2 separate regions of the Homo sapiens genome follow, and region 2 is linked to region 1. A link is a contact called in ENCODE Hi-C or POLR2A ChIA-PET data. All regions are on one chromosome and are shown on one strand. The core of a region is the stretch at or near the end of the contact, and the rest is flanking DNA. Distances in the headings are between cores, read along the strand shown. Region 1 has its middle 130 kb from the start of LINC03069. Region 2 has its middle 190 kb from the start of LINC03069.

Region 1 (6,551 bases), core at 3,077-5,576:
TGGCTCCATAGGTGGGTCTGAGGATGGGAGGGGAGAAGGGAGGTTTCACTGAGCTCTACCCTTGTTATCCACAGCTCAGCTAAGGTATCTCTCTAACATAACAATACACAAAGGGGTGGGTGGATTGGACCTTTACCTTTGGTCTTAGAAGTAGCTTATGGGGTTGCTGTTGAGCCACAAGGACATGAGCATCTGTCTTTGGGAGGATGGACAGGGCACTGCACCCTAGAGCAGAGCAAGAAACAGTCTGATGCCTCATAGATTTGAGATAGCTCCTGGAGTCTCCCAGAAAAATGCAAGATGGCAGAAGGAACTCACAATAGGGATGGTTTGGCGGAACCAGCAGGGTTTAGTGAGGTAGTAGAAACCATCACTAGTGTAACTCTGACCCCTTATATACCCGCAGATGGATGAAGACTGAGGACTTTTTTGTTTCCGGGCTTTTTGGATGAATTCTGTTTACAGAAGCACCTGTCCCCAGGTACCCCAGCATGGAACCACAGCCAGTATCTCGGGTCTTGGCTCTGTTCTCCCTCCCTGTGGCCCATTTCACTGTCACTGGTGTCCTCATTCTATTCTCTGGCCCTCAGGCCCTCCTGGATGTGGTTACCCATGTGGGAAGGTTATTTTCTAACTGTTGAAAGTCCGCCATCATAGGGATTCTCTTATCTTTTTTTCTTTTTCTTTTTTGAGACAGAGTCTCACACTGTTGCCCAGGCTGGAGTGCAGTGGCATGATCTTGGCTCATTGCGGCCTCCTCCTCCCAGGTTCAAGTGATTCTCCTGCCTCAGCCTCCTTAGTAGCTGGGACTCCAGGCACCCGCCACCACACCTGGCTAATTTTTGTATTTTTAGTGGACATGGGGTTTCACCATGTTGGCCAGGCTGGTCTTGAACTCCTGACCTCAGGTAATCCACCTGCCTCTGCCTCCCAAAGTGCTGGGATTACAGATGTGAGCCACCATGCCCGGCCACCACTGTGCAGATTCTGTCTTCCACATCTGGATCTAGACAGAGGATTTCTCATGGCCTTAGCATCCTCATGACCAGGGCAAATCTCATGCACATATTGTCCTAGAGGGTCCAGAGCATTCGCTCATTTTTTTCCCACTTTCAAACACAGATTCCCATAGAAAGGAGCACCTCAGTACCAGTATCTGATTTGCCTTAATATATCATTTCTCTTGGGTGAACTTCCAATTTAAAGGTGACAGAAGCATGGCTCACCCTCATCTTGTTCATCTCTACAATGAGCATTTCAGGCCAGGAATGACAAATTGGAGAGAGAAGGCTTTTTGATGGGGAGACAGTTTTTATGAGATATTCTAATCCATATTAATGTGTATAGAAATCTCTGGGGATCCTGTTAAAATGAAGATTTTGATTCAGTAGATCTGGAGAGGAAACTGATATTCTTACATTTCTAACAAGCTCCCAGGTGATGACACTGGTCTGTGGACCACACTGTGAATAACAAGGCCTTAAATCACAGATGGCATCTATTTTTTCCACATTCACCTGGGCAAAGTTCTCTCCTCTGAACCTGTGATGTCTCTTCATGATTCAGGCAATGAAATCTCTACCCAAAATTGGGTAGAGATTTATTGGTTTGGCTGTTTGAAAGAAGAAGGGAAGTTTCCTATAAAGAGAAAGGAAGTCTCTCCAAACTGGAATTCAGTTGTATAAACCAAGTTTTGTGAATGATGTTCTTATTTTTCTACAACTGGTATTAATACTGCTTCAAAAATTTTGCAAAGATGGCATGAGAACTGGTGGGTGTGTGTAGGGGGTGGGGGTGGGGGATGGATATTATTGCAGCCAGTAATGCACTGCACAGAAATCATCCCTTTAATCAGAGAAGCTTAAAATCAGGCCAGGGCATGAAGGTGGAGCAGAGTTATGAAAACTGACAGAAGTCAAAAAATAAAGTCATTTGCAAAATCAGAGTGGGGACAATTTCTTCCTCCTCTCCTTTCATTTCTGCATCAAGCTGAGCCTTGATAGTAGAATTTACCACTTTGCTGTGAGCCCAGCAGGCTGCCTCACCTCCATTAGCACAGCCAGGCACTGTTAGAGGCCATGAGTGGGAAGGGGAGTGGAAGTAGTTTGGGGTTTCTTTTCTTCCTTTGTGTTTGTTCCCCAGGGCATCCCCTGGGTGATGCTAGAAGATAACTTCTTGTCATTACTAAGCACTGCTTGTATCCCCTGCAGTCTTCGGTGCAGGAACCCAGCCACTGGTTCAGGGCACTGAGCTAGGCCCAACGGGGTATGCAAAAAAGAGAAAGCGCTGATTCTTATCACCATGGAGTTTATAAGGTAGCTGCGAAGGGAAGAGACACACTCCTAAGATCACTAACCACATCCAACAGGAAATAATAAGTTCCAAATGGGCACTACGCACAGTAAGGATGTGGGCTGATTGGGACATGGGAAACTTTTAAATGAGGTGATCAGAAAGGCTTCATTGAGAAGGTAGTAATTGATTTAGTCCTTGAAGGGAAGGGAGAATTAAATAGTGCCTGGGAGGTCTGAGATGGTAGTGCAGTTTCTAAGAACATCTTCTTGCCCAAATCCTTTCTGAGAATGGCTTAGGGAGAAGAGGAAAGCTGTGTTTTGATTTATTTTGATAATAGAAGATGCCAGTGGCTGGCCCTAATTGTGGCACAAGCACGCTTTTTTAGAAGGTTTCTGTTTCTTGCTGAATTCTACACAGAATCAGGTAAAGACTATGATACAGTTAAATTTCACCTTCATTATTTTCTTAGAAATATGTTTTATGGAGAGATGCTTCAATTGGGCAGTCCAAATTTCTCTCTGTACTTCAAAAAGCCCCTTAGCACCTGATTTCAGCTTGAAAAATAGTCATTTATATTTCGAACCCCAAGCATTCAATTTTAACCATTGGTAGAAATTGATTAATAATGGCAAAGCTAGAAAAACTCCATAATAATCTTTAAAGAAAACAAAACACTACAGTCATTTTTTATTTTAAACTTTAAGCTTCACATTTCAAAGTTTTATCAAACTATCCCCCCTCCCCATAATTTAAAGCATTGTTTTCCAAGGGAAATTTAATAATAAGAGCTGCCATGTGTTTCTGCTTAATTTTGGAAGCCTGTGTTATGCAGTCAAAGATTCTCATTTGAAAATAATTCCTGTCCTTGTTCTTAAAGTACCAGGGAATAAGATTTAAAAAATATGTTGCAGCTCTCAAGTTTATGTTTTGCCTAAAGCCAGGCCGCAATGGGAGATCAAAGTTTAGAGTGCGGTTCTAAAGTTAGAACTACTGCCTTGCAACGTGCTCACAAATGGGGAGCAGGGCCCGGCAGCTGCCTGCCCAGGTCCTCCAGTAATTAGCTCTGGTGCAGGCGGAGGCCCCTGCCCCTCCCCTGGGTAGGTCCTAGGCCTCAGGGCCTCTGTCGCCTGGGAAGCAATCCCTACAAAGACAAGGCAGGCGTGGTATTTTTAGACCACATGTGTGCACTGTACAGGCCTCCTGTGTTCCACAATTTGCGTTTGAGAGGAGTGGGAATCGAACACACTGCTGTGTTTGCTGTCTGCTGGGCCTGTTGTTAGTGGGGGCTATTTGTCAACATGACAGACTCATCTAATAATGTTTGAGGATGGGCAAACTGGGGCATGTTTGTTAGTCTCAAGTTGTCTCTTGTCTCTCTTTAAAAAGGAATGTGTGTGTGTGTTTGTGTGTGTGTGTGTGTGTGTGTGTGTGTATTTTTTTTCTTAAGCCCCAAAGCCCTCCTCCCTTATCAAATCCCTAACATGGCTATTTCACACCTCAGTAGAACTGATTGTAGACTGTCATTTCTTTTTTTAAAATTTATATTTTTGCAGAGATGGGGTCTCGCTATGTTGCCCAGGCTGGCCTCAAACTCCTGGCCTCAAGCGAGCCTCCGCTTTGGCCTCCCAAAATGCTAGGATTACAGGAGTGAGCCCCCGCTGCTTACTGTCATTGCAGCGGCACAGCTCATGAAGGTTGTCTTCATCTCTCTATTTTCACCCTCCTGGAAGTTCTGCTTGCCTATGGTCAGCCGGGCTGAAGGACTCAATTGTAAATTCAAATGTTAGAGTTCAGAAGTCATAGATGTCTAAGTAAGTGGATCTTTATGGAAAAGGTTCCCAGCCCTGCACCACCAAAAATGAACTTGACCCACAACTACACTTTGGCCTAGCCTGAAAATAACACTGAACTTTGGAAAGTTGGCAAATGATGACGGGAAGCCCGAGCCTTTTCCCCTTGGGTGTGATCTGATGGAATCCCACTGACAGCCACGTGCTACAGTGCGTTCCCCGAACTAGTGCCATCGAGGCTTCCTGTTGACTGCTGGTCCCCTGGCAGCTGTTCAAGGAGAAGCATCTGAAACAGCTGTCTATTTTCAGCCTGCCATCTCTTCTCAATTTCAGATAGAGGGTTTTTACACAGAGCCCTGATTTTACAGTGGCTTCTAACTTTGCAGTCCTTGATACACTTTCTTCTGCAGTCGATAACAGGAAAAACAGGTGAACTGCTAAGTTTCGCTCAAGCTGTCCACTTAGCTATTTTTACCCTTGGTAAGCTGAATCAGCTCTCTGTATTCCTTTCCTAGAAGAGAGAAGATCAGTTCCTTTTGAACAAGAGGCAATAGGAGATGCATTCTCCATAGACGTTTTACCACTTCACCCTTGAAGCTTTTGTGCAGTGATTCAGGAGAAACAGACTCCTTTCTGAAAGTGTTCAGAGTTGCAGAACCCCACAGGACAGTCCCACATCTCTCCAGCGGAAATAACCCTGTTAGCCAAAGCCTCTCTCCTGGTGCTGGAAGCCAGGCCTAAACTCCAGTCCCAGATGAGAAATGGCACATTATTTTAATTCCTCTCTGCCTCTTCAAATGCCAGCCCTAAAAGCTGCTCTAGGTAGAGTCCTTTGAGTTGATGGTGAAAAGGGTTAAGATATTCAGGGCTGTTGGTATGGGTTGAATGTATTTTGCATGTGAGGACATGAATTTGGGGGTAGTCAGAGGCCTGAGTGTTATGGGCTGAAGCGTGCTCCTTTCAAATTCATATGTTGAAGTCCAAACTCCCAGCACCTCGGAATATGGCTGTATTTGGAGATAGGGTCTTTAAAGAGGTAATTAAGTTAGAAAAAGATCAGCAGGGTAGGCTGTAATCCAGTATAACTGGTGCCCTTATAAGGAGAGAAGATTAGGATGCAGATGCACACAAACAGAAGACCAGTTGAAGACACAGGGAGAAGACAACCCTCTACAAGCCAAGGAGAGAGGTCTCAGAAGATCCTATCCCTACTGACACCTTAATTTCAGACTTCCAGCCTCCAGAACAATGAGAAAATAAATGTCTGTGTTTAAGCCACTCAGTCTTTGGCACTTTGTTATGGCAGCTCTTGCAGGCTAACACAGATTGTGGTTTGGTACGAGTGTGGTACAAAGCCACATCAGAGAGAGCTATTAGATATCCTCACTCTAAAATATACCTGGATGGGTGTTGGTAGAAGACTGGGACTAGAACCTATTTCATTTGTTATATTTTGTAAACCTACTTGTTTTGGGGAGTCATTTAAAAAAAAAGGAAAAGAGATTGTTGCACCCTAAGGACATGAACTTGTGCAGTTTTTATTGTGGGGGGAAAAAACATGACACTACCAAACTGGCAATTTCTCACAATACCAGGTGCATTACAGATTGGTGTGTGGGCTTTTGTGAATTGGTTGCATATAAATGAGGAACATTTAAATAAAAAGGAGATCTAGAAACTTTCACTAGTTTTGGGCTTTTATTTATAGCTACTTATGCACAAAGCTTATTTCCCTTCCCATGTAAGTTTTGAGTCATGGCAGTCTAACGGGCTTTTGTGTAAGGTGCTATTGATTTCAGTGTGTAGACAGGGCACCACAAGCCCTCCTGTATGTGAGAAACTGAGAGAAAGGGGAGGAGAAGATGGGAAATGCTGAAGAGAAACCTGGTTTGGGAGAGAGTGTGATTCAGTGGAAAGGGATCGGACTGAGAATTAGAAGCCTGCGCTTAATCCCAGTCTAAGTGAGAAGCATCAAGGTGATATGCCCACATTATTTCATTTTCTTGGACTATGATGTCCTCAGCTTCAAAATGGAGGGCTGGTAGAAGAATATCAAGGTCACTTCTCACTCTGGTTCTGGAGTTCAGAAGGATGGGATTGGGAGGGGGCATGACTTTTGGAGTGGGAGCGCAGGGCCCTGACCTCCCATTCTGCCAAGGACATTGCCCTCACTTTCAACAGTCTCAGGGGTCATCTCCCCCAGGCACTTTCCAGCCTGATGCCACCGCAGTCCCTCTGCCCACAGCACCCTGCTGGGCCTCCTCTCCTCCTTTCCCTTCTCCACTCTGCTCAGATGTTTGGGGCTCAGTGTCATCTGTTTAGCTCTGGGAGCTACTCACAAGGGGAAGTTTTTCACCCTACAGTTTGGTTTGGGGTCTTATCCTCTCCCATTCCAGGAAGATCTGACGGAGAGTCACCATCTTGCATTGACTCACTTCTCTCCCAAGTCAAGCTGCTGGAGTGTGT
Region 2 (7,243 bases), core at 4,170-6,669, 56 kb before region 1:
GGGTTTCAAAAGAACCAAGCACTCGGCTGCGGCTGGAAGTAGTCTAAGAGGTTAGCTGGCACCCAGCCTTCTAGTACTCAGATGATACAACAGAGCCTCCAGAGGGGAGGGTGAACAGACAAAAGACCTCTTAGAACCCAGCTCTTGGCCGCTCTCATCAGCATTCTTCTTTTCATACCAAATGTGGGAGGGACACATATTTCCCCCTCAAACATTTTCAGTTTCTATTTAGAACAGTCCAGGTAACAACAACAACAAAAATGTATACAGCACATTTTTTTTCCCTAAGAATAAAAAATAAGTTTGTGGTAATTTGCTATGTAAAGGGCAAAAGAGTTCAAGACAATATACATAATGTCACAGTAAATAAGATTAACATGTGTGTTTTCTCTTTAAAAATTAAACTCCAATATCAGCTCTCATATCCTCCTAATAGTAGCCTTTATCGTAGGCTTTCATTAATATTATTCAGATATAATTTGCATCCAATAAAATTCACCAGTTTTAAGTGTTCAATTCAGTAAGTCCTGACAAATGTAAACACCTGTGTAATTGCCATCTTGATCGTAATATAGAACATTTCCGTCCCCCCAAAAAGCTTCCTTGGGCTCTTCTGTATCCAATTCCTGTATCCATGCTATAGCTCTGGAAACCACTGTCCTACTTTCTGTTACTACAGTCTTATCTTTTCTAAATTTTCAAATAAGTAAAATAATATATTATAAAGTTTTTTATGTTTGGATTCTTTTACTTAGCATAATGATTTTGAGTTTCCTAAATCTCTGAAAGTTGGCATTGTCTCTTGTACTCTTATATATATATATGGGCCAGATACATATTTGTCCTTTTAGACTTTTTCCATATTTTGTATGCATACATGTATATGTATAGAAGCAACATAGTATTGAGGGTGTGCATGTGTGTTTGAACATAAGTGGCATAATCTTCTGCAATAATCATTTTTACTCAATATTATATTTCTGGGTTCATTTCATGTTTTTATAATAGATCCAGCTCATTCCTTTTCAGTGTTGTGTAGTATTCCACTGTACAAGTCACCCACAGTTTATTCAGCCATTGCCTTGACAAACAACGTTGTCATGACCATCGTCATACGTGTCTCCTTGTGTTCTATACAGGAATTTTTTAGGCAGACATTGCAAATTGGAATTGCTGGGTCAAAGCATAAGCTCATTTTTAGTGTCAAATGACATTGCCAAACCAAATGGCTTTGTTATAAGCTTTGTAAATATGTCATTAACTTGCTGTCAGCTAAGTAAATAAAATTTGTAATAGGTGGTTCTGTGAAATTTGGATTTTACATTCATTCACCAAATGTTTAGGAAACATTGAGTTTGGGCCAGGAAATGCTAAGGGCTGGGATGTGTTGATCTATTTCTGGATTCTCCTTTCTCATGCAATAGTGCCTTCTGGAAACACTTTGGATGGGGCCTGGCACAGATCGTTCAGCCAGAGCAGGCTGCTCCTTCCTGCCCGCTCTGTCTTCCTATCACATCGACACAAGTGATTCCTCTCTCTTGTAACTCAAAGTATCTTCTGCATTACTATTTGTTTAGAATCTGGTACTTATCATGTTGCCCTTGCGTTGTTAGTTATCTTTTTATGCTTGTAACCAGGATAACTATTAGCGAGCTTCCCTGGGCAGTCCTTCTAGGAATGATATCGAACAAAGTTTGGGACCATGCGGGGAGCTGGTGGGGGTTTAGAGAGCATTACTTTCTTTTTATTGTAAAAAACACATAACATGAAATCTATCCCCTTAACAAATTTTTAAGTGTATGGTATGGTATTGTTAATTATATGCACATTGCTGTACAGCAGATCATTGGAACTTTTTCATCTTGTGCGGCTGAAGCCCTGTGCGCAGAGCGACTGTCTATTTCCGCCCTCCTCACCCCTGGCAACCACCATTCTACTTCCTGCTTCAGTGAGTTCGACTGCATTCGATAATGAGGAAAATGGAATCGTGCAGTGTTTGTTCTTCTGTGCCTGGCTTATTTCACTTAGCATAGTTTTGTTTTTTCTTGGGTTAGGGCTATGGTCAGGGCAGATCTTGTGACCCCCGTATAGAACATATTCTCCTTTGGCTGGTACCATGGGGCCTGAGTGGAGGGGAATAGCTGTGTTAAGGGCCTATTTCTATGATAGATGCTTTCTTCACATGACCTCATTTGAGTATCTTAACATCCTAAGAAGGTTCAGTGACCCAAGTTTAACCAATAAGGAAAGAACCCAAAAAGGCTGTTCCCCTTGATCTAGGGTCATATGGCTAAAAGGTGGGGATGCAGGGACTTTAATCCGGGTCTTTTGCAAACCGAAGTTAGTGTTTTTAAACAATAGCCTCATGCTGCTTTTCTGTGGAGGTCTCAGTCCTCCAGTTTTTAGTTATGAGATCCAGAGATGGCATGATTTCTAAATTTGTGAGTCTTTAGACAAGCCTTTGAAAGCTACATGTTAGCTTCCAGATCTCCTCTGTCGCCTGTCTTCCATGGACTCAGTGTCCCACCTGCTGTGACCCACCCAGGAGACCTGGGAGTCCTATTTGTCTCCTCTTTCTCCCTTATATCCAGTCCATATGAAAACTGAGCAAGAGCCATTCCTTACTTTTAACAGACTGTGCTAATGTCAACTGTGGTTTTGCACGTTTCCAAAAGTTAAATTTCAGCTTTGTAAGTGAGGCTTACTGGTGGTGATAAACCAGTGCTCCTCTGAGCATGAGTAGGTGAAAACCAGCTCTACACAGTAATCCCCAAACCCTTCCTCAAGCTCCTTAACCCCCCATTCCCTTTTATGGTGTTTTCCTAACCTAAGCTGTCCGGCCTTCCGGGGAATGGAGTACCCCTCTAGTTACTGTCCTTACAACAGGTGAGGGAAAATTGCTCATCCCCCGTGAACATGAGCAATAGTAAACATGAAGACTCATTAACTTTCCTTGTTATTTCTTCAAGATTTCTTCCATTAAGCGTTCTATTATCCCGTCAAAATCCAAAGTATACTCCAGCAGCCCTTATGTAGCCAAATATACTATGGGTCCATTCATTTAGCATATTGTCGTTTTCAGACTTTATGTCTTGTCAAAGAAAGACACTCACAGAAATAAAACAAAAGAACAGAAGTCTCCAAATGAATGGGCTCGCTTCATGGAGGAGAAAGTTGAAGTATTAAAATCGCTCATCAGATGTTCTGAAAAATCATTTCAGCTGCTCCAAAAAAAAAAAAAAAAAAGAAACAAAATTTTATTTTGAAGGATGTGTTCCAAGAACTTCCCCTTTGATTTTTTTAAAAAACCATCTGTCATGTTTGTTTCATTCCAGCCTTGAAGTAAATAGATTTAGAGAGTGTGCGGCGGCCATTGAAACCTTCCGCAGAAGAACAGAAACAGCCTGCTCTGTCAGTGCCCTTCTGGTACACTTTAATCAAAAGGCTTTGAAATTAAAAAAAAAAAAATTCCGTAGACATTTTGCTTGAGTTTGGAATATGGTGTGCAGAACACAGAATGTTATTTTGACCTATTGTTGAATGTCTCAAAACTTTTGCTTTCAGCAGCAAGGAGAGACTTTTTATTGGCACCGGGGAATTTATTTCTCCTTTTTATGTTTGATTTAACAACCTGAACACAAGACTTCATTTTTCTAATAGAAGTGAGCCTTGGGAATGCAATTCTTCACTTAGAATAAAGAAGCTTGGCATTTTGAATCCTCTTGCTTATTTAACCTCATGATGTAGCTTTCACTTTCTTATTCTACCACGAGGAGTTTGTCCTACCCCCATCACTTCAGCCCCTCCCCATGAGAATCTCCAAGGTATTTGGATGCTTTTCCTAATAATATCCTTGAACTTGATGCTTTTGTCCCTTCAAAGCCACATGGAAAGACCCATGAACTGGGCACAGCTCCCTCCCATAAAGCAGATTGCTCCCTGGAATGAGGAGACTTTCACAGATCAATAACGGCCTGGGAGCATGAAAGAAAACAAGAATGTGAGAAACTCATTATAATATAAAAATATTCTAAATAAATAAATGGCAAGAACTAACATGCTCAAAATAATAGTGTGGAAGTGACTGACAAAGTGTGAGCTTGTAAACTCAGATACATAGCTGTGCAAAACTCCGTGATGATTAAAAATGATGATGCATATAGACTATTTCCATGATAATTCGTTTAAAATAGATGGGCCAACTCCACCACTTATGTGTGTAGATAGAATACAAATTAACATACTTTGTAGGATGTGAAGTAGCCTGATAAATACCTAAAAATATCAAGGATTCCTTAAAATGTAAAGGAAACTTAAAACTCAATGTGACAACATTGAAATATTTACAGAAGAAATGCTACGATGTTTGGGATTCATTTCAAAATAATCTGGTCTGGGTGTTAAGAAAGAGAGGTCAGGTGGGCATTCAGATGGAAACTGACTAAGTACTGATCATCACTGGAACTGTGTGAAGGGCACTGAGGGAGCATTACACATTCCTTGTACTTTTTATATTTTTGAAATTTTCTGTAAGAAAAGTAAAAGGATTGGAGGGAAATCAATGTAACAAACTGCAGCGTATTTAAATATTAGAGTGTTTTATAAGAGACGTTAAGATAGCAAAACACAGTTGGGTATAGTTTATTTTACAAGGTTCCCCCTAAATATTGATAAATAAGACGATAGACACATGAGGGATGACCATTAGAAGCTCCGATGCTCAAATCAACAGAGATTAGAAAGCACAGGAAAAGATGTGCCAAGTGATTCATTTTCATAGAAGAATGATGTCTTAGAATTCAAGTATTTGCATGTTTTATTATATCCTCGAATAGAGGGTAAGTACCTTAAATTGATGGCTTCATTTCTTGAATAACTTTATACCTATCAAAGAACCTAATATTGATCATTGTCTGTAGTAAGCTCTTAGTACCTATTTGGGTATTGGGTGAATTATAACTGTAAAAATTAATATGTGATTAAGCATTTTAGATTCTCAACTGTGCCTGGATTCCTTATTTACAAATACATGTGCCCCAACAATATTAAAGGCAGACAGATGTCACTGTTTTTATTAATAAATAAGAAGAGCATAATGGAAAAAAATAACATTTTTTACTCCCCACTTTCCCCACCTTTTTAATTGGATCTTGGAATGCCCTGTGCAAAGATATATGTAATTTAGAGCTGTTTGACAGGGTGAGCTCGCATTTTCAAGCTAAATTGAAGGGGATGGCTTATGTCACTGACAGATCTACTAGGGTTGGTTTTTCCAAAACAATATTCTGTGAAAGCTTCAGATTTTTCAAAATGCTTTCAATTTAGTGATGTTGTTGGAAAAATATTTGCTTCCAAATCAGTGTGCAGTGTAAAACAGAAGGGCCCAGGCCTTGCTGCTTTGCATTAGCAGGAATGAGGAGTATTATTACAGCCGTTGATTCAAACAGTGTTTCCTGCCGCCGCGGAAGCTGAGCAGTTCTGTAAAAAGTAGGAGGCGATTGCTAGAGTTAATTTTCTTCGAGTCGTTGAAAATACCAAAGCTTACGTTTTAGTAGTGGATGGATTGATAGCTCAAACTGTGGTTGGGAATACTTTGGTAAACATCTTGATATTTTTACATCGTGTCTGACCTAAGAGTTGAAAAAAGAAATGTACGTATGTGCTTGGTTACGATTCTGTTACAATTGCAGTGTGCAGTAGCTTCATCCCCACACCTGGAGATGTTTATCTAGAACCTTAGACATGAGCTTATAACCTTGGAAGTCTTTCCTGCTTGGCATCAAAGTGAAGCTGACAACAGTCTATTTATTTTCTTTTCTGAGAAAGAATATTCTGGAAGAAGTCGATGGGAAGAACATCTATGGACAGTCTTCTGAGTGATGCTCAGAACAAAGTTTAAAATCAGGCATTTTCACTTCAAACTTTTCCATCCTTCTACCCTGAAAAGAGACAACCTGAAGTTTCAGCCCCCAGGGCAGGAGCCCCAGGTGGGTTAAGGGGAGTGGGCTTATTGGACATGGAACCCTTCTGTCTGCATACCCCTTTAGCAGAGTCAGCTTGGGGCTCCTGATGGCAACTGCTTTCAAAATGACTATTTATACCACCTTTAAAATAAAATGCTAACACAAGAGAGATATAACTGAGGGAGTGTCACTTAAATTATATTTTTAAATGACTCAGCAGACTCTTTAGTTTCTGGGGATAATTATGGACTTCACTCGCTTTCAGCAATTCAGAAAAATTTGACTGTGAATCTAATTCCTCAGACTGGAAGCAAAATCTTTGGGTCTGGAAAATTCCCTGCAGAAATAAGTATTTGGAATAGGAGGTAACAGAGGCTGTCCTTGGTCTATTCTGAGACGGTGACACTTGTCTGTTGTACTTTCCAAACTCCTCTTCTAGGCCCTATGGTGTCTCCCCGCTTCATTCCTCTCAACTCCTCATGATTTTTCTTTCCTTTTCTCCTCTCCTCTTCTCTCTTTTCTTTTCTTTTTCCTCCCTCTCACCCTTTTTTCCTTTCTCCCTCTCCTTTTTCCTTCCTTTCCTCTCTTTAACTCCCTTTCTCCTATATCATCACATTCTTTTTTTTCTTATCAAAACTTACTTCTTGTAAAACATCTGAAAAAAATCTCACACAGATAACTAAAATATGACCCCTCGTTGGCACACAAATATCGGGAAGTTATCTGAAAAGAAATAAAAAGTTAAAAAACGAACAACTAAGCCTGAACTTCAGTATTTTAGGCACCAAAAATAATGGATAAGGAAGGTGTATTTTAGAGCAGAAGAATTTGTCCTTGAGGCAATTGGTGACCTGTGGGATCTTTGGGTATTGAAATACTGTCACCCACATCTCTAACCTAGGGGAAGCTTGTGCACACTTCAGAAGAAAGGACAGGCCAAACAGAAAATAGAAAACCGAAAAAGTGGACTTAGGGAGAAAATGGCCTGAAATACCTGGAAAGCCTTAATGTTTAATGAGTGTGTATGTGCTTTCACATGAAGCAATTTACAACCAGACAGCGAAGAGCAAGTGAAGTTTGAGTCCAAGTAGCTGAACAGCTCCTCGAAGTTTGCTATGTGTTTGGCTATGCCCTTTGGGCTCTTCCGCAGACTTGCCCGGTGCTCACAGTTGGACACCTACTGACAAATGCACCTCAGGGCCTGGTTAACACATCTGTCCAGCCTATAATTTGGAAGGCATAATTAGTATTATTACAAAAGCCAGGAGCACATTTGGCAT

The links. A loop is a pair of places that touch in the nucleus more often than their neighbours do. ChIA-PET counts read pairs that join two places held with the same protein, here RNA polymerase II (POLR2A).
Region 2: a loop to region 1 is called in a map of endothelial cell of hepatic sinusoid, with 2.6 times the contacts of the local background. The contact joins two enhancer-like sites. A Hi-C loop is called at or near these places in 1 of 168 maps with a recorded cell type or tissue (endothelial cell of hepatic sinusoid). POLR2A ChIA-PET finds 5 or more read pairs at or near these places in 2 of 52 experiments (AG04450 and T-cell).

Annotation. Positions count from the first base shown.
Region 1 is chr18:56,319,451-56,326,001 of GRCh38, reverse strand. No RefSeq gene overlaps it. Among named protein-coding and RNA genes, the nearest start is that of LINC03069, 130 kb to the right of the region's middle. Within about 2 kb of position 4,326, at least 3 of the 41 ENCODE cell types and tissues checked have a DNase peak (open chromatin) inside an H3K27ac peak, as active enhancers do.
Region 2 is chr18:56,375,552-56,382,794 of GRCh38, reverse strand. No RefSeq gene overlaps it. Among named protein-coding and RNA genes, the nearest start is that of LINC03069, 190 kb to the right of the region's middle. Within about 2 kb of position 5,419, at least 2 of the 41 ENCODE cell types and tissues checked have a DNase peak (open chromatin) inside an H3K27ac peak, as active enhancers do.